Linked DNA regions of Homo sapiens: region 1 is linked to region 2. The links are chromatin loops, found by intact Hi-C in ENCODE. Cell type or tissue: GM12878. All regions are shown on one strand. Each heading gives the region's core, and the rest is flanking DNA. Links, peaks and the distances in the headings are about the cores only.

Evidence for each region. Hi-C counts contacts between places; a loop is a spot of excess contacts. Peaks named below come from ENCODE experiments on the same cell type or tissue, not always from the same donor. Only the 100,000 strongest peaks of a DNase experiment are listed, where the experiment ranks them.
Region 1: a loop joins it to region 2, with 2.0 times the contacts of the local background. A loop is called at or near these places in 2 of 110 quality-filtered maps.

What each region holds. Positions count from the first base shown.
Region 1 is chr1:199,146,059-199,158,751 of GRCh38, reverse strand. LINC02789 (long intergenic non-protein coding RNA 2789) reads right to left here and starts at 10,154. Exons shown (of 4, transcript NR_147896.1): 1 at 10,015-10,154. The region is part of intron 1 of LOC107985243 (a long non-coding RNA gene); the gene reads left to right. In GM12878, for the core only: no CTCF peak of the experiment used is centred there; DNase peaks (open chromatin) are centred at 6,542 and 6,920; H3K27ac peaks cover 281 bases.
Region 2 is chr1:199,074,363-199,087,055 of GRCh38, reverse strand. LINC01221 (long intergenic non-protein coding RNA 1221) reads right to left here. Exons shown (of 3, transcript NR_126351.1): 3 at 10,321-10,532. Among named protein-coding and RNA genes, the nearest start is that of LINC01222, 62 kb to the right of the region's middle. In GM12878, for the core only: no CTCF peak of the experiment used is centred there; a DNase peak (open chromatin) is centred at 5,095; H3K27ac peaks cover 491 bases.

The DNA of each region.
Region 1 (12,693 bases), core at 2,220-10,219, 71 kb before region 2:
CCTACCCTTTCCAGCCTCTAGTAAATGCAATGCTATACTCCACTTTTATTAGATCAACTTTTTTAGCTTCCATATATGAGGGAAAACATGCAGTATTGATCTTTCTGTGCTTGACTTATTTCACTTAACATAATATCCTTTAGATTCATTCATGTTGCCTTGAATGATTTGATTTAATTTTTTATGGCTAAATGGTGTTCCATTGTATATACATTGTATACTACATATAATATAATGTAGTATATATATGCAATGTGTATATATGTTCATTTTGTGTCTGTATATATATACACACATATATATGTATATATAAATTAGTATTTCATTGTGTATTGTCTTTATTCATTCATCTGTTGAGGACACTTAGATTGATTCCATATCTTGGCTATAGTGAATCGTGCTGCAACAAACATGAGAGTGTAAATATCTCTTCTACATACTGATATCCTTTCCTTTGGATATATACCCAGTAGTAGATTGTTGGATCACATGGTAATTCCATTTTTAGGTTTTTAAGAAACATACACATTGTTTTCCATAGCAAATGTACCAATTTACATTCCCATCAACAGCATATAAGGGTTCCGCTTTATAGGCATCCTTACCAGCATTTGTTATTTTTTGTCTAACTGGAGTGGGAGGAGATCTCAGTGTGGTTTTGATTTGCATTTCCCTGATGATTAGTGATACTGAACTTTTTTTCATATACTATTGGTCATTTGTATGTCTTCTTTTGAAAAATATCTATTTAAATCATTTGCCTTTTTAATTAATAATTGAATGGCTTGGGTTTTTACGCTGTTGAGATATTTTAGTTTCTTGTATAACATTTTAACAACAGTAATTTATAGCTTTCTCAAGTAGCTGGGAGCCCTGGAAAGATGGTAGGGGGAATCTGAAGCCACCTTCTGAGTTAAGCAACTGTCCTCACAGTCCAGGGCACTCAGCCAGAAGCCCTGAGCCAAGCATACAACATTCCATCTGCTGTACTAACCAAAGGTAAATGACCCTCAAACCCCAAGGGAGTGATTCAGCTTCAAGAAGGAGACCTCACCTTTTACAGGACAGTCAGGCTTGAGAGTTGCTTTGCTTAAGTGATTGAAGAAGAAAAAAAAAATCTGAGATCTAGTTAATGAAATGTATTGAGGTCATTTCCACCATTCACTGATGGAGCTCAGAAACAGAAAGTGTCAGGAGGGCTATAATTAGGAGAGAGAGTTAAAAATTTAACAGCATTCCAGATTTCAGTTACACCTGTCATCGTTTTTAACCACCCTTTCTTCCCATTTGCACTTTATTGGGCCTACTGTCTTCCCTTCTCCTTTTCAGGATTTGAGAGAAATAGGCAAAGAAAAATATTAAAGAAAAGAAAGGTGATATTTTGAAAAGATATTTGGGAGAAGCCAGTTTCAGGGATAGGTTCAGTTCTGTGCCTGTCTTTCTTTTGACTATAATTCATGTTAGCCCTCTCTGACTGAGGAGTGTGAAGTCATTTGGCTCCTGCATGTGTGTTCCTCAGTGAACGCACCTAGGGGTGTCCCCTTGTTCCTTGAGAGCACTTGTACAGAGAAAGCAGACTTGATACAACCTTCTAGAAAGTCTAGTATACAATGAGGCACCATAATTATCTTTAGGGATTTCATGTGTAGATTATTTCCCCTACTTTTGTTTTAAATAGACTTTAATTTTTAGAGCAGTTTTAGGTTCACAGCAAAATTGAGTAGAAAGTAGTTTCCATATACCCCTCTCCCTACATGTGCACAGCCTGTTCCACTATCAATAGCCCACAACAGAGTGATACATTTGTTACACCGTATGAACTTACCTTGGTACATCAGAGTCACCCAATCAATGAACTTACACTGGTACATCGAAGTCACACAAAATCCATCGCCCATAAAATAAAACCAAGTATGTTTTATTACTCTATCTCCTCTCAGAGCCATGAATACACTGTATGTCACTGGCTTGGTGAAGGACAGAGAGTACACTATAGTAAACGCTATTTCCAAATATACATGTTTGATAACACTGGAGTTGTCAGATACACATTTCTATGTATACTCTTCTAGAAGAATCAGGCCTACTGTGCCTATTTATAAGTTATTATCTCAAACATTTTCTTTCTTAACCCATGAAAACTGAAGTTAATATATTTTATTTTTTAATATTCCCTAGTGTTAATGATTTGCAAATAATCTAAATTTTTTTTCCATAGGGAAAAGATGGCAGAAAAGCAACATTTGCTTAGTAAAGATAGATTATCAAAAACAGCCTTGCTAAAAGCAGGTTAATGCTTTAAATGATGCAATTGAACAAGACATAATTAGGGCTATTTCCTTCCCCTTGTTTTAGAAACACCATGAGCCATTGGCAGAGGTGAAACGGGGTGATTTTATCACTTTTATGCTGAATTGTTTTTCCCAGTGTAGCTGTTAAGTTGTCCTTCCATAAAATGGTACCATGAAATAGTTCCACTTTGCAAAGCTGTTGTTTCATGACCAAAGAATTGTTTGCAATAATTAAATTATGGTTGCTGAAGTTCTTATTTCTTCTTTGAAGACAGTGTTTGTTTATAGGTTCATAAAGAATGGGAAGAGAAATTTCATTTTAAAATGGGCCTTTAAATAAGATTAAGAGTTGTAAATTTTCATATGCCCAAATGAATGGCTGATAATTGTATTATTCTGGGTTCTCCAGAGAAAAAGAACCAATAGAATATACCTATATATTTCCAGTCTGAGTCCAAAGGCCTGAGAACCAGGCAAGCCAATGACATAAGTTCAGTTCAAGCTCAAGTCCAAATCTGAAGGCGAGAGAAGACCAATGTCCCAGTTTGAAGACTACCAGGCAGAGAGAGCAAATTCTCTCTAACTCAGTCTTTTTGTTCTACATAGGCCTTCAATAGATTAGAGAAGTCCACCACAAAGGGAAGGGCAATCTACTTTACTAGGTCTATCAATTCAAATGTTAATTTCACCTAGAAACACTCTCACAGACGCCCAGAGTAATGTTTAACCAAACATCTTGACATCCTCTGGACCAGTCAAGTTGACACATAAAATTAACATCAGGATAATGATATCTTTTCAATTCTATTCTATTTGGTATACATTTGTGAACACTGCAATACACTGCTAGGTGCTAGAAAGAACACAGAAGACTAACACCTGGTCCTTTTCTTTGAGATGCTAACAAATTAATGTAGGAGACATACACACTTAGTTGTTATGGTATTAGCATAAACAAAGTAAGTATGATCAGAAGAGTGAGTGATTGGTTTGGATTATGGGGACTGGAAAAGGATTACAGAGAATAGAAATTAGAAAAGACATTTGAGCAATGGAACCATGTGGAAATAACATGAACAAAGGCCTGTGGGTGTGAAAAACTCCATGGAATGCCTACGTTTCTGGAATCCAAAGAGCATGGTCAATGTCTTACCCTGAAAATGTCCTCAGTGTCATACTAAGGAATATGTTTACTTCAGAATTTTGGCTACTTTGTAGGATTAATTATGTTCTTATTTTCTTATGTTTGGAACATTGTCATCATGATCACAGTTGCTATTTATGAAGAGAGATGGTCACCTAGCAAAAAGTTGAGTTACCATTCATATGGCTGATTAAAAACAAAGTTTAATGCCTTAACTTCTGGTTTCATCTTTCTGTTCTGCCTATTTTGTACTGTTTCTTCAAGAACTTATTGAGAACGGGATTCAAAGTTTAAACTACTCCTTTATACTTGGTTTTTGGCTTTTTGTTGTTTATAGATGTGAAATCATGCACACATAATTTGCTCTTAATAAAAATAATAGTAATAAGTACAAAGCAGGTAGCCTTTATTCTCTGGACAATGTTTCTCTTTCCTCATAAACTTAAATGGTTTTAAATAATGATCTATGTAATCTTTGAAACATAGACACTTTGGGCACAATGACCAGCTTTGTCTTTCTCTCTAATAAGGAGCCTAATGCAACCTAATGAACTCAGTATACAAAAATAAAGTGCATAGCAAATGGAGAAAAACTATGACTTGAAAATAGCATATCACAAAAAGCATCTTGCTTCCCAATTGGTGATTAATAATAGAAAATGTCATTATAATTAAAAGCAAAACAAATTAGGGCTCTCTGTATTTCAGTGGGCACAGATATTGCAAGCTCACTGTTTCTATCATATTTAAATTCTGCACAGCCTCAGTCTTAGCAACAGTCAGCATTGCAGAATCAGACTTTCTACTCAAAAACCATAAGATTCTCTGTGGTTCCTACTGCTTTTTTTAATGAAACATTTTTGTAACTACCCACCTGCTTTCTTTTTTTGATTTATTTCAATTTAGTAAAAAAGAAGGATAGAGAGGGAGGTACATACCACCAGTTTATAATTAATTCTTAGTAATTTAGTAAACCACAAGTGTTTTATTCTTATAAAGATATATTTCCTCTAATTAATAATGTATGTTTTACAGATCAGTTTGAAAATAATCTCAACTTAATAATTTGAAGACTGTATTTATGAATAGGTGTGAATACTTAGGTTGATATGTATGTAAATTTGGAAAACTTTGATGTTCTTTTCTTCTGGAAAAGCTAAGCACTGTTGGAATATACATTGTGTGAAATAAACCAATAGACATAAGGTTAGTAACTTACTCTGGGCCCATAAACCACAGGCAAACATCTCATCACTTTATCATATACATTAAATGTAACCACCATAAGAGAAGAGATTGGGATCAAGAGGGATGCTTCTCTCTTGTATTGGTGACACATATTGGTCTCTAACAAATAAAAACAGGCATAAAGTGTTTAAAACCATCACAAATCACTGACATATAATGTCTGAGAAACAGTCTGTTCTAGTTTGAATTTTTGTTTTATCATCAACCATTGAAAGGCTGGGTGTACTACGTCATGTCTGTAATCCCAGTACTCTGGGAGGCTGAAACAGGGGGATTGCTTGGGCCCAGGAGTTTGAGACCAGCCTGGGCAAAAAAGCCAGTCCCTGTCTCTACAAAAAAAAAAAAAAGAAAATGTATGCTAACTTATAAAGAACTGTAAAGGGTTTAGAATAGAGAGATACTTTGAATAATTCCTTAAAGCAATAAACAATGGTTGCAGATGAAGTAAATGTGCATAGTGATAAGTTCATTTTCTCCAATGATAATTTTAAAATTATAGAGTACATAAATACCTAAATTTTCTCCTTATACACTCTGGTCCTTTCACATCATTCACTTTTGCTCACATTTAATATGTTTTGCCATATTATTGCTGTATTTTAACATCACCAGAAATTAAAGTTCTGACATTTTGAATAAAGGAAAACATTGAGTACAAATTTTACACTTATAGGAAAGCTCTTCCAAAAAATTATTCGAATGAAAATTTAATTATTATTTGTTGCAAATCAAGTGACTTGACATAAGAGTCATTTGCAAGAAAAAAATCTTTAAGTAACCCACTTTTATTTTTGGTGATGTTGTTTCTAATATTCTCAAACTTAAATAAATTATCAAGGAAAATAAGCCCTGATCTCCAAGAAGATGATTGCAAAAGGTTTTATCACCACATTAACTTTATACTAATATCATAAAAATAGTTCATAAGAAATTTAAATTCGCTCTTCAAAATTTGTTTGTGGTCTGGAATTGTGGTTTAAAGGCTGAAAATTACATTTTCTATATTATTTAAGTACAATGTGGAATTCTAACTTTAAAAATGCAGTCTATTGAAAAGGAAGGAGTTTCACCTTCTTTGACCTGCTTCAGTGAGAGCATCAAGCGTGAACCGACTTTGGGAAAGGCAGTAGTACAGCTATTACTCCTCCTCCGCCTTTCCCTCTCCCTCTCCCTCTTCCTCCCCTTCCTCCTTCTCCTCCTTTCTCCTTCTCCTTTCTTCTTCTTTCTTCTTCTTTTTTTCCTCTTCAGTTTTTCCAGGGGCAACGAAAGGAACAGGCAAAATACAGAAGGTCATGCATAACAAGCAACTGCAAACCATTGTGAGAGGGAATCTTTGGTATCTGAGATGATGGAATTAGATAAAGACAAAAGGATGCAGGGGGCAGTGGGAGAGCTTCTTTCAGTGAGCCAGACCCTCCTATTTATGTCCGAAGCAAATGTTCTTATGAGGATGAGGAGCAAATCAATATTTTTATGTTTAATATTCAGCTCAGGGTCAGCAATAATGATCTTATTTCTAGAGTTTTAGTCACAGCTGTTAGAAATATTTTTCTTACACAAAGCTTTATGGAAGAATATTGTTCATATAGGTTTTATAATTTTGTTGCTACCATATTTAACTAATGGAAATTGTAAAATTTATACAACCAGTTTACTTTCAACTTACTTATTTGCAATAGTTTGTTGTGATTTTCTGGTAAAACAGTAAGCCAATAACAAAATATGCACCATCTAATAGAATTTAAGCCTTGAGAGGTGAATACACTTTGAATCTTTAACTACAAGTTTAGGGAAGTGAAAACAATGACAGTAGTAATTAAAAACCTTATGATGCAAATGAAAACAATTCAAGTGATACGCAGCCTTCGTTTAAAAAAAAATGAATCACTTTTATATTTCATGAAGAAAGGTCCTGGAGCTGGTTTCTCTGAGGAGCAAGTGCCTCGTAGAAAGATGTAGCTGGATAAGTAAGCATATGGCTAGGAAATTTTGAAAATTTCAGCCTAAAACTTACCATTCTCAGGATTTCAAGGATTCATAAAATAAAACGAATGTAGCCAAGTGGAAAAAGGACAAATACATAATTCATGAAGCAGCCCTTTCTGACATACCCTGCTGCTTTTGGCTCCTAAAAATAGATCAGTTAAGAGTAACACGTAATAATTTCCTTTAAAAAAGTGGTGAAGATGTATTTTATTTGAAAGTGTTCTAAATTTTTGCAGTGTAAGCAATGAGGAGTCTTCAGCCTACTTTAGAGAAAGACATGGGGGTGCTATGCAGACATATTTGAAATGCTCTTTTTTTTTTTTCCTGTGGCCTTATTAGCATCTAGCTGGAAGGCATCGCATGTTTCTTTGCTTCACTGTGTTCTATGCAAATTATCAGGGTGGAAAGTGCCTTTACTAATAGTTTTAAAATACACTTTAGAGTGATGCGTTTTCTTGCAGACAGCATATTTCACATGGAATCTTCAACTGGGGGCCAACACATTTACCATCAATTTAAAACCCAAAGAATATTTAGTCTAGTGATACATCAAGTAGCATAAGAAGCCATCTCGGAATAATACAAAATTTAAAAACGTGGCCTGCGTAAGTAAATCCATTATCACTCTTTTCCAAATTTTGGACTTTTATTAATGTGTTAAATTTGTAAAGTATAAACATACATAATTTTTAAATCCACCCAGAACTATTTTAAAAAGCAAAACCATTATGTTTACACTTGCTTACCCCTATTTTCTTTACATCATTTAGATGACTCTTACTGCATGAACTTAAAAATACAATGTGGTATTGGAAATTTTACCATCGTTTTGAAGTTAAGCATAAAATATTCATCCTAATTATATTTGCATGTACAAATAATTGCATCAGTGTAACTGAGTTTTGGATGATTTCTGATTTTGAAAAACATAAAATAAATTTACAATTAGAATTATTACATTTACTTTTCAGTGCTCAGTAAAGTCTTCGATGGTATTAGTGCTATAAAACATTTTACTTTATGCTATAAATTAGCATAATCTTATTAATTTTCATCTGTCTCCTAAGAAATGCCAGATTTACAAAAACATTCAAACCAAAACTCTGTAGCCTGTAGACTTCTAGTAGTCTACCTGTCAGTTCTGATTAATTTGAGTAATCCAGTTATTTCACTGACCTACTTTTTCAATGACTACTAACTTTTCTAAGCAAAAATCAAAGGTTTATTTTTTCTTGATGGTGTTTTTTTTTGCCTAGGATTATTAATAATTCAGTCAACAGATTTGTAAAGCTAACTTTTATTTCTGGAATTTTTTTATATTCATCATAAAATAGTGAATTGTCCATATTTTTCTATCATTGAGACACATTGGTCAGATCTAATATATATTCCATATTATTTCCATTTAATTTATACCTCCAAAAAGAATAAAAAATAAGGATGAAAGTATCAATCAAGATATCTTTAAAGTAATAAAAAAAATCCTGCCCTAGTTTAAGGTATTTTCGGCACTTTTCAAAAAAAGATAATTAAATTAAAATTGGCTCCTATGAATAAAATTTTACATTTTGAGGATAAGGGGCTTGTTTCTAATCCTTTTTGATATTATCTGCTGACTTCACTGAACTTAATTATACAAAGTACATTTAATCCAACTTGTCACATACACACACACATACACACACACACACACACAACTATTTGCACTTGTCTTATTTGAAATGGCAAAGATGTGACACTGGATTGACATGGTTTCCTTAACACTCATGTTGCTAAACTAGAACGTGCTAGGGGCAAATAACTCTTATAACATTGCTCCAAAATATTTATGATATTTTTGGAGTCCTAGTCAGTTAACCGTGCGAAAATTTTTTTTAAAAAGGACTCTCATTTTATAACAGCAACATAAGGATATAATATTAATAGCCCTATTAATGTGCATTGAATGCATGCTGAAATGCTAACTAGCCTATCAAGTCCACCACAGCATCATTGAAATAGTTATGAATTAACTCAGACTTTCAATCTTATATGCTTGTATCTGTATTCTTAATGCTTGCCTTTTAGTAAATTTTATAGGAAATAATATAACCTCCATTTCATACTAATATGGACTCTACTTTCATAGGAGTTATCTACTGTCCTTGATGAATATCCATAATGCACAATGTTAAAATGAGAAAGCTATAATTGGTAAATAGGTCAATAAGTGCACAGTTCAGAAGACAGCCATATCATGCTGTTATTTGTTCTCATCTCTCCCATAATGAGGATGTTCGCATTGCATGTTAAAAGTTGCTTCTGTGAAAAGCAATATTTGAATCATATACAAAGCTGTTGGACCAGGATGACAGGGTTCTTAACAAGAAAGGATAGAGCAAGTACTAGTCAACCCCAATGTGTCTATTGTAATAAATTCAAAAGGAAGAGCTAATCTGAGCAATGGATATGAAATAGGAAGCGTATACATCTGAGAGGAAAATATGTGAGGGATGATCGCAAAATGATTCATGACCTTAAAACTATTGTGGTGCCATGATAGACAGAAATTAACTCTCCATTTCACAGTAAAACCAAATAATTAACTCTCTCCTAATGAATGCCTTTTGGGATCCTTTCTGCAAGATCTCATCTGAAAGTCTTCTGTAAATAGCTGACATATCCAGCAATAGAGGAGCCAGCAAATACTGTGTTTTTAGAGAGAAAAAAAAATTTTTAAAGCAATTGCTAGATATTACAAAACTGATTTACCATCATCTAGTGGGTTCTTAGATTTAATTAAGTTTAATTAGATTTAGTTAGATGAATTAGATGCATCTAGACTCAGTTTACCTGATCTCGACCTAAAAGCAACATTTTGCCACTTCATTTGCATAGGGAAGAAGAAAATCTCATATAAGTCAACATTCAAACTCACCACAATAATGAGCCTCAATATTTGGACCTAAAATGGCTAGCACTTTTACACTTCATAATCACGGAAATGTGTTATGTTAAAGCAGTAGGAAGGAATCCCCTTTTGTGTGGAATTCACCATAGTAAAACCAACAAACAGAAATAGACTATGGATTTGTTTGTTTTATAAAGCAAGTTTTGTTCATTCTGCTGTTAAATACTGAGAGCAGAGCCTTTTTGCTGCTAAAGGAAAAGAATCTAAGCATTATTGTTTACCCTGTAAAAAGTGTTACATGCTGTCAGAAAAGATCAATCCTTTCCTCCAGTATCTTTTTCTTTTCTAAAAGTCTTCCCCTGTACTGCCATGAACTGCTACAATGTTAACAGAATTAGAAGTTTATGTCTGTTCTAGTCTGCAAAATAAAATGCACAAATGCAAACCAAACTTACCTTCCATTAACGTTTTCAATTTTGAATATGTTTTCATTTATTCTAGTCTCTTGAAGTTAAATCATTTCCTTTATATGTAAGAAATTTGCTAATCATTCATGGGTATTGTTTTCTCTAGGTTATTTGGTTTCCTATGTATCAATTAGGACCCAGCCCAATTCCAAGTATATATAGCCAGAAAGATCATACCATCTCTACAATAAAATCCTAGTTAAGTCTTTGATTTTTAAAAATGCATACTTATTTTACACATTTATTTTTTAAAATTAAAAAATCTGCTTCCAAATTATGTATTATCAAAGAGTATACTATATAAAAATCTTAAGTTTAAATTAAACATAACTTTTAAAATTTATTAATTAAAGATAAAGGTGGTCTTTTTCTAATTTATGAAAGAATTCTACATCTAAGACTAGTTATGTTATCTTTCATTCCGATAACAAATGTTTTTCAGAATTACAGAATTTTTTAAATTTTATAAAATAGAATAATGTAGTGTGAAATAAACGTGCCAAATGTGACTTTTTTAACTTCTGCATTGTCTGACAGCCTATAGAGTTACAGGAAATGTTTTATGTCATTATTATAGCTTTGTTCTAATTAAATCCATATAATCTTCACTTTTTGAGTTTAATCAAAGTAATATATGCATTTAATTTATGCCCAAAAAGCCCATAATAAAAAGTAGTTACCCCTACTCTCTGAGTCCCAATCATTCCAATCCCCAGGTACAACCACTTTCTTTGGGATATTTGTTCAACTATACCTCCATGTTTATGAAATATATGATTGTTGCTTTTTGATATATTAATTTTTGACACCATGCATGCACTTCCTATAACTGTAAGATTACATTATGTTCTTATCCGTATTCTATATTGCCATTATTTTTACTATGTAATATTATTCTATTTTATTTTTTAAAAATAGAAACATGGTTTTGCTATGTTGCCCAGGTTGGTCTAGAATTCCTGGGCTCAAGTGATTCCCCTCCCCCTCCCAAAGTGTTGGGATTAAGTTGTAAGCCACTGCACCCAGTGGCTAGTAGAGAATAGTAGTACTAGTATTCTCTACTAGTAGAGAATACTAGTACCATTCTCTTCTAACACCAATAATATACCACAATTCCCTTTTGTGTACTTTTTAGTTTGTTGTATTTAATAATTATCTAATTTTTTCAATTTCATTGTTTTCTCTTGAAGTGTTACTAAGTTGTTCCATATCTTTAATAACAGTTAGTGGACCAGATTTTGTTCGAAAACTGTCATTCAGAAGTGCTTAATGCACCTACTCCAATCTGGACTGAGTACAAATGCTTCTCTCATTGCTTTGAGGATATTAACTTAGCAGCACATTAAGGGATGGTTGGTAGGAGCAATCTCTTTTGGGTACAGATAATAAGGGGTTTATTGTAGAACGTTTTAGAATAAAGAACGTTTTAGAATAATACTAGAGTTGACCAAATATCAGTTTTCATTTTTATCATCACCATGCATCAGTAAATTCTAAACAAAGTCAACTATAAAATATTCTTCACTGCCAGGGCCAATTGCTTCAACCACCGTGTTTCTGCCTATTATATGTTACTTTATTAATTACAGTTCTTTCACACTTTTCTTGAATTTTTACATGTTCTCTTAAATCTCCTTCATCTTCTTTTGCTTTTATTCTTTTTTCTTTTTGTATTTGCTTATTTATGTTGGCGGCATGCTTCAAAAGCCTAGTGATTTGCAGATTCACCTTATAATGAAGTTATTTTAAAAGCTAGAAAATCTGTGTTCCTCAGCTGTGTTTGTTGAGTGGTAGGCTGGTTTTGTGAGGGTGGCTCCTAAATGTCAAGATCTCTGGCTCCATTTTTGGGGACTATTCCTGTGCTCCAAAGATTTGTTCGGTCTTATCTTTTTGGACTACCAGTCTGGGTGCTAATATTCTGGGAGGTGAGCTGGGAAAGGTACTAATGGTCTAATTGTTCTTGAGACTTCCAGAGATACAATGCTTGCTTTTCGTTAATGTTCCTCTCTGCAGTAGTTTATGGATCATCTTGTTCCATTCTGTCCATTTCATCTTCCTAGATCATGGCTTTAAGGTTGGAAATGTTTTCTGATTTATTATATATGCTCTTTCTTTTTTCTCCATTTTAATTATTTTAGGGTTAAACTGACGGTAACATAAATGTAATTTTTCACTTCTAATTCTGAATTGTGAAGTGGTGCTACAACTTAAACTATTACAAGCAGGTTACCCTTAAAACTCTTCCAGTCTTTTGAAAACATATACGTATAAACAAAAGTTATTTATTTAAAATCATATTCAAATCCATTAAAATAAGTTTTAGTAATATAATGGACTCTAATAAAACACTCTCCCCATAAGCCAACTAAAAAAATACAACCAAGTAAATTGTTCTCTCTATGATCAAAATCTAGCACTTATTTTCCAGCCAAATGTTAATTGCTACATGGGCTCTAAGATTTTGTTTGTTTGATTGTTTTTTATTTTGCTGATAAGCTGTATCTTATAGTACTGTTGGCTGTAATTGCTAACCAAAATTACACAGTGTTAAGAAAATAATGAGTCAGAGAAATTCTATGATGAACAAAAATGTGCAAACAGTGGCAAGACCCATTGGTTGTTAGAGGTTCTGTAATAAACTAAGACATGTATGATACTATTGAATCA
Region 2 (12,693 bases), core at 1,857-9,856:
TTTTAAAATTATTGAGTGTCAAACCACAACAAATAAGTTTTAAAAAGTTAAATAAGGCATAGGTCCTGCTCCAGAGGATCTTGGAGAAGAGATAACGGATAAAATAATTTCTGTGCCAAGAGGTCCTGTTATAATGATGCCTCTAATGGTGTTGTGAGACTCACAGATGAAGCAAAAAATTTTGCTTTGAAGAAGGTAAATTATATTTAAAAAGTGGCACTTCTATTTTGTCTTAAAGGGTGTTAACTGAGAAAGAAGTAGGGAAAAGGATTCCAGGCCCAGAAAAGATCACAATTCTTTCTTGGTATGAAGAGTATTCCTTAAGATGGATGCATAGAGTCTCTGAAGTTGAGTGCCTAGAATTTTGTTCTATGTGTGCTACTTCATTGGTCTATTTTAGTCAAAAATCTTATACACTCTTCCATTTGGATTGAAATCTCCAAGGGAGGTTGGAATATAAACGGCATCAAATACCAGACTAATCCACTCACTGATGTTTTGAATAAGCATGGCACTGATAACATGCCTCAAGTTCTGAAAGTCATACAGGGCAACACATCACCCTTTTCAGTTGTCTCTAGACAAAAACAATCATCATGCTCTCTTGGGCAACTGATTTTAATTTCAAAATAAAAGATAACGGCTGAGCACGGTGGTACACACCTGTAATCCTCCTTTGGGAGGCCAAGGTGGGTGGATCACAAGGTCAGGAGATCAAGGCCATCCTGGCCAACATGGTGAAACCCTGTCTCTACTAAAATACAAAAAAATTAGCCAGGGGTGGTGGCACGTGCCTGTAATCCCAGCTACTCTGGAGGCTGAGGCAGGGAATCGCTTGAACCCAGGAGGCAGAGGTTGCAGTCAACCAAGATCACGCCACTGCACTACAGCCTGGTGACAGAGCGAGACTGCATCTCTAAATAAATAAATAAATAAATAAATAAATAAATAAATAAATAAAAACAACTGCATAGAATTCTCTTTCATACTGACCATTTTCAATGAAGAAGAGATTTCAATTCAATGAAGATATAAGATAGTCTAATTGCCTTTTTCTCCATGGTTGTGGTCAGCACAAGAGAGAAAATGTCTCAATTTCCTTTATTTCTTACTACTCTTTCCCTTTCTCTCCCACTCCTACTCTTCTTCCTCTCTGTTCTTTCTTCTTTTCTTCCTCTCTTTTTCTTTCTTCTTTCCTTCTTCAATTTTCCTTTCAAATCAGAGATACTATCTAGATGACAGTTGAGATCCTCCTGGCTGGATTGGGTTTGTGTGTGTGTTGGATTTGACTTCTGTGTGAGTGTGTTGGATTTGATTTCTGTGTGTGTGTGTGTGTGTGTGTGTGTGTGTGTGTTGCCTACCATGGTTTGGGAGGAAATGCTGAGAAAACATACTCGAGCTTGTCAGAAAGGCCTGAGTATGCCCTAAGTCTTCTAATTTTTCCATTACTTTTATAATAAACAGTAGACAGCCTTTTATTTATAAGCTAATATGCAAAGGGAGGCACAGTTCATTCCCATCCATTTGCTCTTCTCTGTGCAGTTAGTAGGGTTGATGTGCCTATTCCCACTGCAGAGATGCTTGCTCGATAGCTCCTGAGTGGCTTGACTGATTTTCAGGAGTTTCAGTGATACTCTTATTCTACCACGAATTTATATTGCTAATTAGTCTGAGAAACATGTATCACGTTTAAGGGGAGAATAAAACTTTCTCTTTTGTCAAGTTATAAAAGCAGCAAATCCTTACTAGCTGTACTGTTCTTTAGGGAGCCAATACCAGGAAAACTTGTTCTATTAGTTGAGGTAAGTAAATCTATGCAGTGAAATGTCCCCAGGAAGATCCCCCCATATTGCACATATTGTTTTATTGTCTTCTTTGTCATTCTTTCTTGTTCCCACTTCTCCCCTTCATCTTAGCATTAAGGTTTTCTAGCTAATCTCTCTCTGACTTAGTGATGAGGTTCATTGCTAACAGAGGGTCATGATCCCCATCCCAGATTTGTTTATCACCATAAGACTTGAAAAAAAACACCACTGATAAATGTACTCACAGCATTATATTCCTTTACAAAATACTCACCATAAAAATATTTAAACGTTGGATAAAATGTTGAAAGATCATTTTGTGTGCTTTCACTAGCTGACTGAGAGACAAAAGTCACTGAAGGAGGAAATTCCAAGTCTTGCTAAAGATCACTCTGTAAATAATAAATCTTTTCTTAAGTCAGAATACAGCATTCTATCCTTCATGAAAAATTCTTACCAAGTTAAAATTTGAAAATCATTTTGTGTGTAGCTTGACCTTCCTTGTGAATGTCATGACAGGCATCTATTACACTAAATTGATAGCTTGAAAAGTTCTGGATCAACATCAGGCAAACAAGAACAGGAATAGACTTTATGTAAGGGCTTGAAGGAGAGACCATCACAGTCTGGCCTACCCTTTCTCTCCCCAGCAGTTTTAATTACATAGTATAAATACATGACCACAGAATCTAAATACATGACCTGGTAGGAGCATTTCTGTGTAAAGTCTGTGGTCACAGGGACAGATGGCAAAGCTTCCAATTGCATCAGCTGTCTCCCTACTACTCAAGAAAAGGCGCATGTTTCTTGTAAAACAACATGCTTTCATCCTGCTGGGGCAGGGACTGAGGAATGAGTGGAAATCACTTTTCCTAGTTGTCACAGAGCCCCAAGAGTGATATAGGTAGACTTTTCACCCTCTTGTGCTTATTCTTAGCACCTCACAAGAATCAAAGTTCGACAACTTGGCAGCTTTGAAAAATGTCATAAGTTGCTTTTCAACTATATTTTCTTTTTCTATGTCTGAAGTGGAAGAAAAGTAGCTGGAAGTAAAATACTGCATTAAAATTTTTTTATACCTTAGTAAATTAATATATTCTACTTATATGGACATTTTAAAAATGAAATGATTACTAGGGAAAATATATGCTGAATCATCTTCAAAACATTTGCACTTGTATTTTTTCACATAGATACAAAACTAAAATAATTTAATATGGATTTGTTTAATACAAACTAAGAGCTGATGTGTTCAGAGATAACACTTGAAACAATGTCAAGGTTAGAGGACATAATCCAGATGTATGTCATCATTTACAAAGCCAAAGCCAAAATTATCTTGAAAATTACAAATTTGGTGGGTTATTTTTAGTGTCAGCCAAGAGGAAAACCCAGGGTTTGTACCATAACAGCAGTGCTTAGTTTTCATGAGTCTGGAATGTAGTCATCAACCCAGCTGAAAATAGGCAACAGCATCAGTGTGTGCTAGAACAGAGACTGCATTGCAGTTGGTGTGTGTGGACAAAGACTAATTCTTAGTATTGTTGGAAAGAGTGACTGCCACATCACAAACTGCTACTGTTCAAACTTCTCAGAAGCTGCATGCAAAATAAAATAAATAAAACAACTATCCAGCACAAACTTTACACAATACCACTTCAATTTCAATGGCATCCCATCATTTGACCAGGATAAATAGGTTTCATATTTGTAAGTATCCATATTTTTAGATTCAATCTATGAAACCAAATATTCTTTAACTAATGGGATAAGATGATGTCTTCTTAGAGAGGAAAAAAAAAAAAAAAAACAAAACACTTGAGCTCTTCTTCTTACCTGAGAGAGAGCTTTGGAAACTCTGGGACTAAACAAATGAAGACAGTACATTGATTTGTTTCTTGTGAAAGAAAAAGCCAGGGGAACTGCACAGCCACAGCATGGCTCATGAAAACCTTTAATCTATTATGGAACTAAGACGTGGTCTTGTTTTCTCCTCAAGCAGCTACAGTCAGTGAAGCTGGGACTCTATTTGCTAAGACAGGAGGAGATAATCTTGAGGGACTGAGTTGGCAATGATCAGAATTCTGTAGGACTCGAGGCCAGGTATGAACAGTGGAAACTGAAAATGCCTTTGACCATGATGCCACGTATACATTGAAGACCTCCTTACATTCTCCTTTCCCCTGGGAAGAGGGGAGGTCAGCCACACTCAGCTCTAACAAAGTCCTTTTGAAGCAGTTGGAGCTGAGGCTGTGGCCACTGACCAGCCCTGGCTATGATGATCAAGCCTGTTTTAAATACGCTAGTGTCTTGGAATTCCTGGTTGTTGGAGGTAAAACAATGATGTCATAGACATATAAAGAAATATGATAAATATAAAACAGGAATGATATGATTCTGTTTTGTATAAGTAAAAAAATAAATTTAAATTATGCGTAGCAAAAGAGAATATTCTAATTAAGAAAAAATAAAAGAAAATGAGAAAAGAAGAAACTCAGAAACTATAGATTGGCTTGCAATATACATATCCAAGTTTCTGCTTGGTGCTTTTCAGTACATTATGTCATTTAGCCTCTTAATTGTTGTCATACCTTTAATCTAATTACTAAGCTGATTTTCAGCAAATAAAAAACTCAGAAAGGTTAAACAAATTGCCCAAAGTAATAGACAGATAGATAAATATCATATAAGAAACATAAAACAAAAGCTATGAGTATCAGAAATGAAAGAGGAAAGTTGACTTCAAATGTCAAAAAAAAAGAGATACTAGAATTATTATGAATCAAAGATACTCCCAAGACATAGGGTAAGGAAAGAGTGACTATGTAAATTTACAAAGAGAGATTGAATTTGAAATTGGAAAATAGTTGGCAGAATGTTGAGGGAAAAACATGAAAATTCAAGGTATGACTTTCTAGAACACATAAACAAGGACTTTTCAGAAAACTTAACTATTGGTGTCATCCTCAGAAAAGCACCAGTCCTCAGGCCCAAGACATAGATGCTACATATGGTATCCCTTAAAATGAAAGAATCCTAAAAGTGGTAGTTATCTCCTAGTTAAATTCTCCAGTGCTTTTATTGAAGATCTACCTGAAATCTTACCCATTTAACAACATTGCTATATTATTATCTCTTAATACTTATTTGTAAATGGAAATTGAAACATTTAGTCTTGAGTTTTGTCAAGTGTGGTGAAACTGGGAGTCTTATTACTTGTAAACATTTTAAAAATAGCTTGGGAGTGGGTTTGAAATTGTTAGGTATGCTTTGCTGACTGTTTTCTGGTTATTCCTCCTACTAATTTGGTGCCACTAATTGCTGTAGGCTTCTATTATTAAAATGTGGTTAGTGAAAAGGGTTATGAGTTATGTCCACATTTTGCCTTTGAGATTGTAGACAGTGAATCTCAGTAGATTATAAAGGGTAGTTTTAGTCATCTGGTGGCTGTCATAGTGAAGCTGTTTCTCATGACTTGCATACACATGTGGATAGACTTTTTTAAAGAATAAACTAAAATCCTGAAACAAAGTCATTTTCAAGGGTTTCAGAAAGGTTGGTAAAATGACAAGAGGGATAAGAATTTGGTAGCTAAACTCTTTCTCTGGTCTGAATACTCATTTTACTACTACTAACAAATTCTCCCTTACTTCCTGGTTCTTTATTTTTATTTGTCCATTATCTTATTTTCTCACTAGTCTGAAACCATTTAAAATGTTTTGTGGGCTGCATCATGCTTTCTACATAAGTATGTCATCAAATATGAGAAGAAGAATTCTGGAGATTAACAATAGAGTGGCAATGGCTTATTCTCTGAATCTATTTAAAAGGGAATGTTATGATCTATTTCAATGCACAAAATAATAAACAAAAATTGGAGCTTGTTTCAAAATCGGATTATAAAATTTAAAGACTGTGGAAGAAATGTCAAATGCATACAAGTTTTAAAATTCACAGCAAATGTATAGCTTCATTTTGAAAAGTGCAATGAATTGAGAATCTATACATGTTAAAATAATGAACAAATAACTTTTTCCAGGAGATGTCTAGAAAAATGTCCACTAAGTACAAGCTCAAAGTAACTATGTGAAAAAAAAAAGGAAAAGAAATACAATATAGTAGTTGGAAGAAATGAAAACCACCAATACTTTGGATGCCTTGGGTTCACTTCCTTTTCATATATTTGTTTTAAAATCAATCTGAGAGTATGGAAAAGTGTGCAAAGGCTTGATTTGGTGTTCAGAAGACAAAATCTCAGTGACATCAGAGACTACCACACACTTAGAGTGAGAATGATGAAGGGGCAGGAGGGAAAAATTCGGCTGCAATCAAAATGAACCAGCCACGGAGGCTGTACGTGTTTCTCAGATTTCAAGTAGTTCTAATCCTGAGGAGTAAGATGACGCCTAGACTAGTTGTATTGGTAAGTTCAGAATCACTCTACATTTATCATCCACACACCTGTACTTGCACAAGAAGAGTTCAAAGCTAAAAATTCTAGAGAACAGAAAATAATGAATGTTATGAAGAGGCAGGAAAATACCATGTTTTCTGCCACTATGTAAAGAATGGCTTAATTAATGACAGAAATTATCTTTAATTAATCATCTATTTCCTGTATTGCAGATTTCAGTTCTGTTTAAGTCTTCATGATATAGTGACTGAGGTTAATGCAAGAAGGTTACTTATGCTCAACTCCTTTCTTGCAGTAAAGTGATGAAAAGAGACGTGAGTCAATCACTGAGGATTTTTAAATGTTGATAAAATGGTTATTTGCATGTGATATTGAAATGCAGCAGTTTAACCATAAACTGAATATTCAAAACAAGGAGGCAATTGATCTGAGAACTCAGCAACATGCGTTGGTTATTTTCAGATTTCTACAATGTAATAGGGAAAATGTGTGACTGGTGTTAAAGACAGAATGATGAGGCCTCTGAGCATACAAATAATTGAAATGAGCAAGAGTCTTGTATCAAAAAATAGATGGAAATTTGACAGGTAAACACTAATGAAAATCTGGTTTATATGAAGACAATGTATTTGAGTTCTGCTGATTTGGCAAATAAGAAAGGTTAAATGGGGATACTTTTAGTTTTAGGCCATCTGATCCAGATAATGATCATTTTAAAAATCACAATGATCAACATTCCATAAACAAAAGGCAGCACTAGATCACTAGGTATATTAAAAAATGTAGAATTAGTTCAACTCAATATCACTACCTAAAAGGTAATCAAATAAAGTTAGAACTAATTTTTTACATTTAAATGAATATGTTATGAGCTAAGAGTGACAGAAAATTGAATAAGAAATAATTTTAAGACTATAAAATTGAATGAATTGTGTAATATTTAAAAGAGGGAGTGGCTTAAGCTGAAATTTAAGTGAGGAGTGAACTTCATTTTATTAGCAAATATTTTTAAAAGGCTATTACATGCGCTCAAGAAAATTAGTGATACCAAATGTTCAGTATCCCTAAGCATGTTTTTAGGTGAGAAGTTAATCTTTCAAAAACACTAATGATACTGATTTGCTTGTTAGCTTGCAGGAAGAAGATGAATAATATTCTTTTATCATTGTATTCCTAAGGGCTCATCCTTTTCACTGAGGAAATTAATTACCAGCACTCATAATATCCTGATAAAAAACCCATTTTCTTCTGGAATTTCTCGTTTTCTTTTCTTTTTTTTTTTTTTTTTGTAATAAAATGCAATGGTATTCTTCCAAATTGGGAAGTTGAAATGGGATGGTCATATGTTGAAATCACATTGAAAAATGAGGTGCCAGTAAACCCTACAGATGTCTGATGTCACAAAAATACCATGTTGGAAAGTAGAAATCGAAAGACAAAAGCATAGGTTTTATATGACGCCTTGTCCAATAACAGTAATAATGCTGGCATATGACACTTTCAACAGCACTGTTACCCCTCTTGAGAAAATCTAGGAGAAACAATTTTCTGAACATTTTCATTTCCTGAAACTATAGTAAAAGTTGAAAAGAAAAGATCCTGTATTTCTAATACTAGTAAGAAATTTAGACAGAGCAGAGTATTATGTTGATAAGGTCACAGAAATTGACTCAATCTATAAAAGTGGAAAGAAACTTTCTGAATATATTAGAACATCTTAAAAGTGAAGTTTATTCAGATGTAATTCATATGCATCAAAATTTATCTTTTAAAAAATATGCAGTTCAATTAGCTTTGACCAATGTTTACCGCAATCAAGATACAGAACATTTCTATTATCCCAAACATTGTATTATCCAATAAATACCCTGTTCTACCCTCACTATGGACAACCGATCTGTTTTCTGTTTGTAGAGTTTCCTACCAATTAGATTTTTCCAGAAGATCATATAAATGAAAGCACACTGCATGTAGCTTTTTGTTTTTTTTTCTTAGCATAATGCTTTTGAGACCCACCCGTGTTGTAACATGTATTAATAGGTTTATATCTCATTGCTGATTAGTATTCCCTTGTGTGGATATGCCAAAATTTGTTTATTTACACACCCACGGACAAAACTTGGGGTTACCATGAGTACAGTTGCTGTGAAGAATTGCTTATAGATCTTTGTCTAGACGCATAGTTGTATTTCTCTTTGGTAAATATGTAAGAGTGGAATTGTTTTGGTAAATATCTAGGAGTGAAATTTGTGTGTTTTTTTCAGTTGGGGATTATTATGAAAGATGTTGCTCTGAAAATTTGCTTAAATATTTTCGACTGGAAATATATTTTTATTTCTATTTGGTAAATATTTAGGATTGGAAATATCTAGATAAGTAAAAGTTTTAATTTATAAGAAACTGTTAAAAAGTTTGCAAAGTGTAGTTGTTCTGTGTTCCCGCCAGCACTTTTTTTGTTTTTGTTATTCTAGTAATTGTTCAGCATTTAATACTACACATTTCCCCAATTTAGCTTTGTCCTAAGAATTGTGATAGGTTGTATTTTCATATTTATTCAGTTCAAAACATTTTCTGATTTCCCTTGTGATTTTTTTGACCAATAAGTTACTTACAAATTTGTTGTTTAATTTCCAAATATGATACCCAAAGAGCATACTTTGTATAGTTTCAAATCTTTTAAATTTATTGATGTTTGCTTTATGGTTCAGAATATGATCTATATTGGTATTTGATCAACATGTACCTCAAAGAATGTGTGTTCTGCTGTTATTGGGTAGAGTGTTCAACAAATTTCATTCATGTCCAGTTGGTAATGGTGGTATATATATTTAACTTTACTGCCTTTTCCCCCCATCTTATATCAATTATTCAGAAAAGAGTGTGCCCTACAACCATAATTGTGGATTTGTCTATTTCTCCTTTCAGTTTTTATTTTGTATGTCTTTAAGTTAACAGTTACATACACATTAGGGTAGTTATATCTGTTCGATGGATTGATGTTTTTATCAGTATGTAATATGCCTGATTGCCATTGGTAGTATGTTTTGCTCTGAAATCTACTTTGTTGGATATTAAAATAGGAATTCCATCTTTCTTGTATTTGGTATTAGCATTGCATAGCTTTTTTGATCCATTTAACCTTTCTATATGTTTATATTAAAATGAATTTCCAACAGGAGATGTGTATATATAATATATAAATATATATAATATATATAATAAATAAATATATGATATATATGAATAGATATATACATACATATATATATATTACATTATATATATATATTTTTTTTTTGAGACGGAGTTTAGCTCTGTCACCAGGCTGGAGTTCAGTGGCACGATCTTGGCTGACTGCAACCTCCACCTCCCAGGTTCAAGCAATTCTTCTGCCTCAGCCTCCCGAGTAGCTGGGATTACAGGCACGCGCCGCCACACCCACCTAATTTTTGTATTTTTAGTAGAGACAGGATTTCACCTTGTTGACCAGGATGGTTTCAATCCTGTGATCTGCCCACCTCGGCCTCCCAAAGTGCTGGGATTACAGGTGTGAACCACTGCACCAGGCCTAGATTTTTTAATCCACTATGACAATATCTGTCTTTCAACTGAATGTAAATGCATCTAATGTAATTATTAAAATGTTTGAGTTTAAATCTCTTATCTTCCTGGTTGGTTTCCATTTGTCCCATCTCTCTCTCTCTTTTTTTTTTTTTTTTTTTTTTTTTTTGGTCTCTTGAAGAGAACAATTTGAAATAATTTAATAGTTTTTTTATTATTCAATTTTGTCTCCACTATTTATTTGTCTTATATCATATTTTGGTAATTGCTCTAAGATTTACTCTCTACATCTTTAACTTATCACAGCGTACAATCAAATAATAATACTCTACTTCACATACATTCTAGGAATCTTACAATAGTCTTTTGCTACTCCTTTTCTCCATATTGTAAACTCCTCAATACATTGTTACTAGTTTTGATTTAAAAAGTCAATTATTACTTAATGTTTTCAAAAATAAGAAAAATAAACTTCTTTTATACTTACCTACATTTTTATAATATCAAATGTCCTCAATTCCTTTGTGGAAATCCACATTTCCAATTGATACCATATTCCTTCATTTAACCATTTATTGTAGTTTTAATTTGCTACCAACAAAGTCTCTCGGTTTTTTAATATAAAAATATCTTTTGTTTTGTTTTGTTTTGGTGCTCAGTTTTGAAAGATTTTTATTTTGCTGAGTACAAAACTCCATGTTGATAGAAGTGGAGGGAGAAAGATGACCAGAGAAGCCTGCCAGTAATCAACACTGTGGAGAAACAGAAAGGGTGAACAAAGTTAACAGGATTTGTCAATTAAAACATCATTCATGCTCCACAGGACATTGGCTCTGTATTCTTCAGAATTAAGGAGAAAATATAGATAGTAGCTGTAGCTTATTTTTGCAAGAAGATTGGTATTAAAATTAGGAGGCAGAATAATAGACTGATAGGATAGGACAGGATAGGATAGGATAGGATAGAATTTAAACATGCACACACAAAACAAGCGCTAGTTGATAGAGAAAGTTTCAGAATCAAGTAGAGAGAATTGAATTTTGCAGTATTAGTTTTTTTTTGCTGTGGAACAAATTCTCACAGATGTAGCAAGTAAAAAAATCATTCCCCATTTATTAGCACCTTTCTATAGGTCAGAAGTCTGGAATAATGTGGTGGGGCTCCTTGCTCAAAGTATCACAAAGCTGAAATCAAGATTTCAGCTGGACTGACTTCTTATCTTCAGGGTCTTGGGCACAAACAGCCTCCAAGCCCATTCCTGTTCTTGGCTGAGTTCAGTTCCTTCCGGGTGATGTCCTCATTTCCTCGTTGGTTATTAGCCAGGGCCTGGTCCAGTTTCCAAGAGGCCACTGCACTTCTGGCCATGTGTCCTCCTCCATCTTTAAGCAAGCAATGGTGCTTTGAATCTCTGAAATGCTCTTTTGCAACTATCTGGAGGAACCTCTCTGCTTTTAAAGTAGCTATGTGATGAGGTCAGGCCCACAAGGATAATCTTAATGTCAATTGATTAAAACCTAAGACTTTTAATTATATCAGCAAAACCCCTTCACAGAGATACCGAGATTAGTATTTGATTGAATAACTGAGAGAAAATGTGTGTACACCAGGGACCAGGAATCTTGGGATTTCAGGGGATGGTGTATTAGAACTCGGCCTACTACACAGTACAAAAGGACCTGACCTAGTTAAAAATAGAGAAAGGGAGAAAGGTATTTCTTTCTCTACTTTGTATGTATGAGATAAGATATGTGATATTTTATTGCATAAAGAATAATGAAACATTAGGGATACTTTATGAAGAAAAGGAGGAAAGTTGATAAATTTAAACCACATGGAAAAATTAGCTGAATATTAGAAAGACAGGTAAAATTAATACTTTGAGGACTATACAATAGAGTAGGCAATCAACATAAGTTAGCATAGGAGTCCAGACTTCTCTGAAGACCTTTTGGAACCTGGCAAGGATGTAGCTATGAAGAAATTAGAGATTTACAATAGAGAACATTCAAGCAATTAAGGGATCCTTAGCTGTTAGAGAAGTTACAGTGAGTGGCTGAATATGTAGTTTAGAGTGATAAGTTGGTCAAGAGAAGACAGAAAAGCTCTGAAGTACAGGAAATTGTAGTGTTAAAAATAGGAAATATTATACATCCTAATGAAGAGAAAATAGTAAGTTCAGATATTAGAAATTAATACATGACAAAAAGCTAGAATGCTGATCTTGAATTTAGATCTAGAATCAAAACATTAAAAATACATTTCTTTTCATCAGATGATACAAGTTGATTGTAATGACAAAACATGACTATATGATGATGTGTGGCTAGAGATAAAGAACATTATAATATAATAATGGACATAATACATAATATAACATAATAATGTACATGACTGAGGAATTCTGAAGCCAGATGTATTAGTCAGGGTTCTCTGGAGGGACAGAACTAATATATCTCCTATTATATATATATAGGAGGAGCTGAGAAGCAAGGACAGCCAGTCTGAGTCCCAAAACTGAAGAACTGGGAGTCTGATGTTTGAAGGCAGGAAACATCCAGCATGGGAGAAAGATGTAGGCTTGTTTTTCTGCCTGCTTTATATTCTAGCTGCACTGGCAGCTGAGTAGATGGTGCCCACCCAGATTAACGGTGGGTCTGCCTTTCCCAGCCCACTGACTCAAATGTTAATCTCTTTTGGAAATACCCTTACAGACACACCCAGGATCAATACATTGCATCCTTCAATCCAATCAAGTTGACACTCAGTATTAACCATCACACTAGGATAATAGCTTTTATTTTTTATATTTTTAATGTGGTTTTGTTTTAATCTTTATCCTTATATATGCACATGCAAAGCTAGAAGAGTCAAGTAGTTTTTTCTTATAACAAAATAGAGAATTCATTGTGCCCT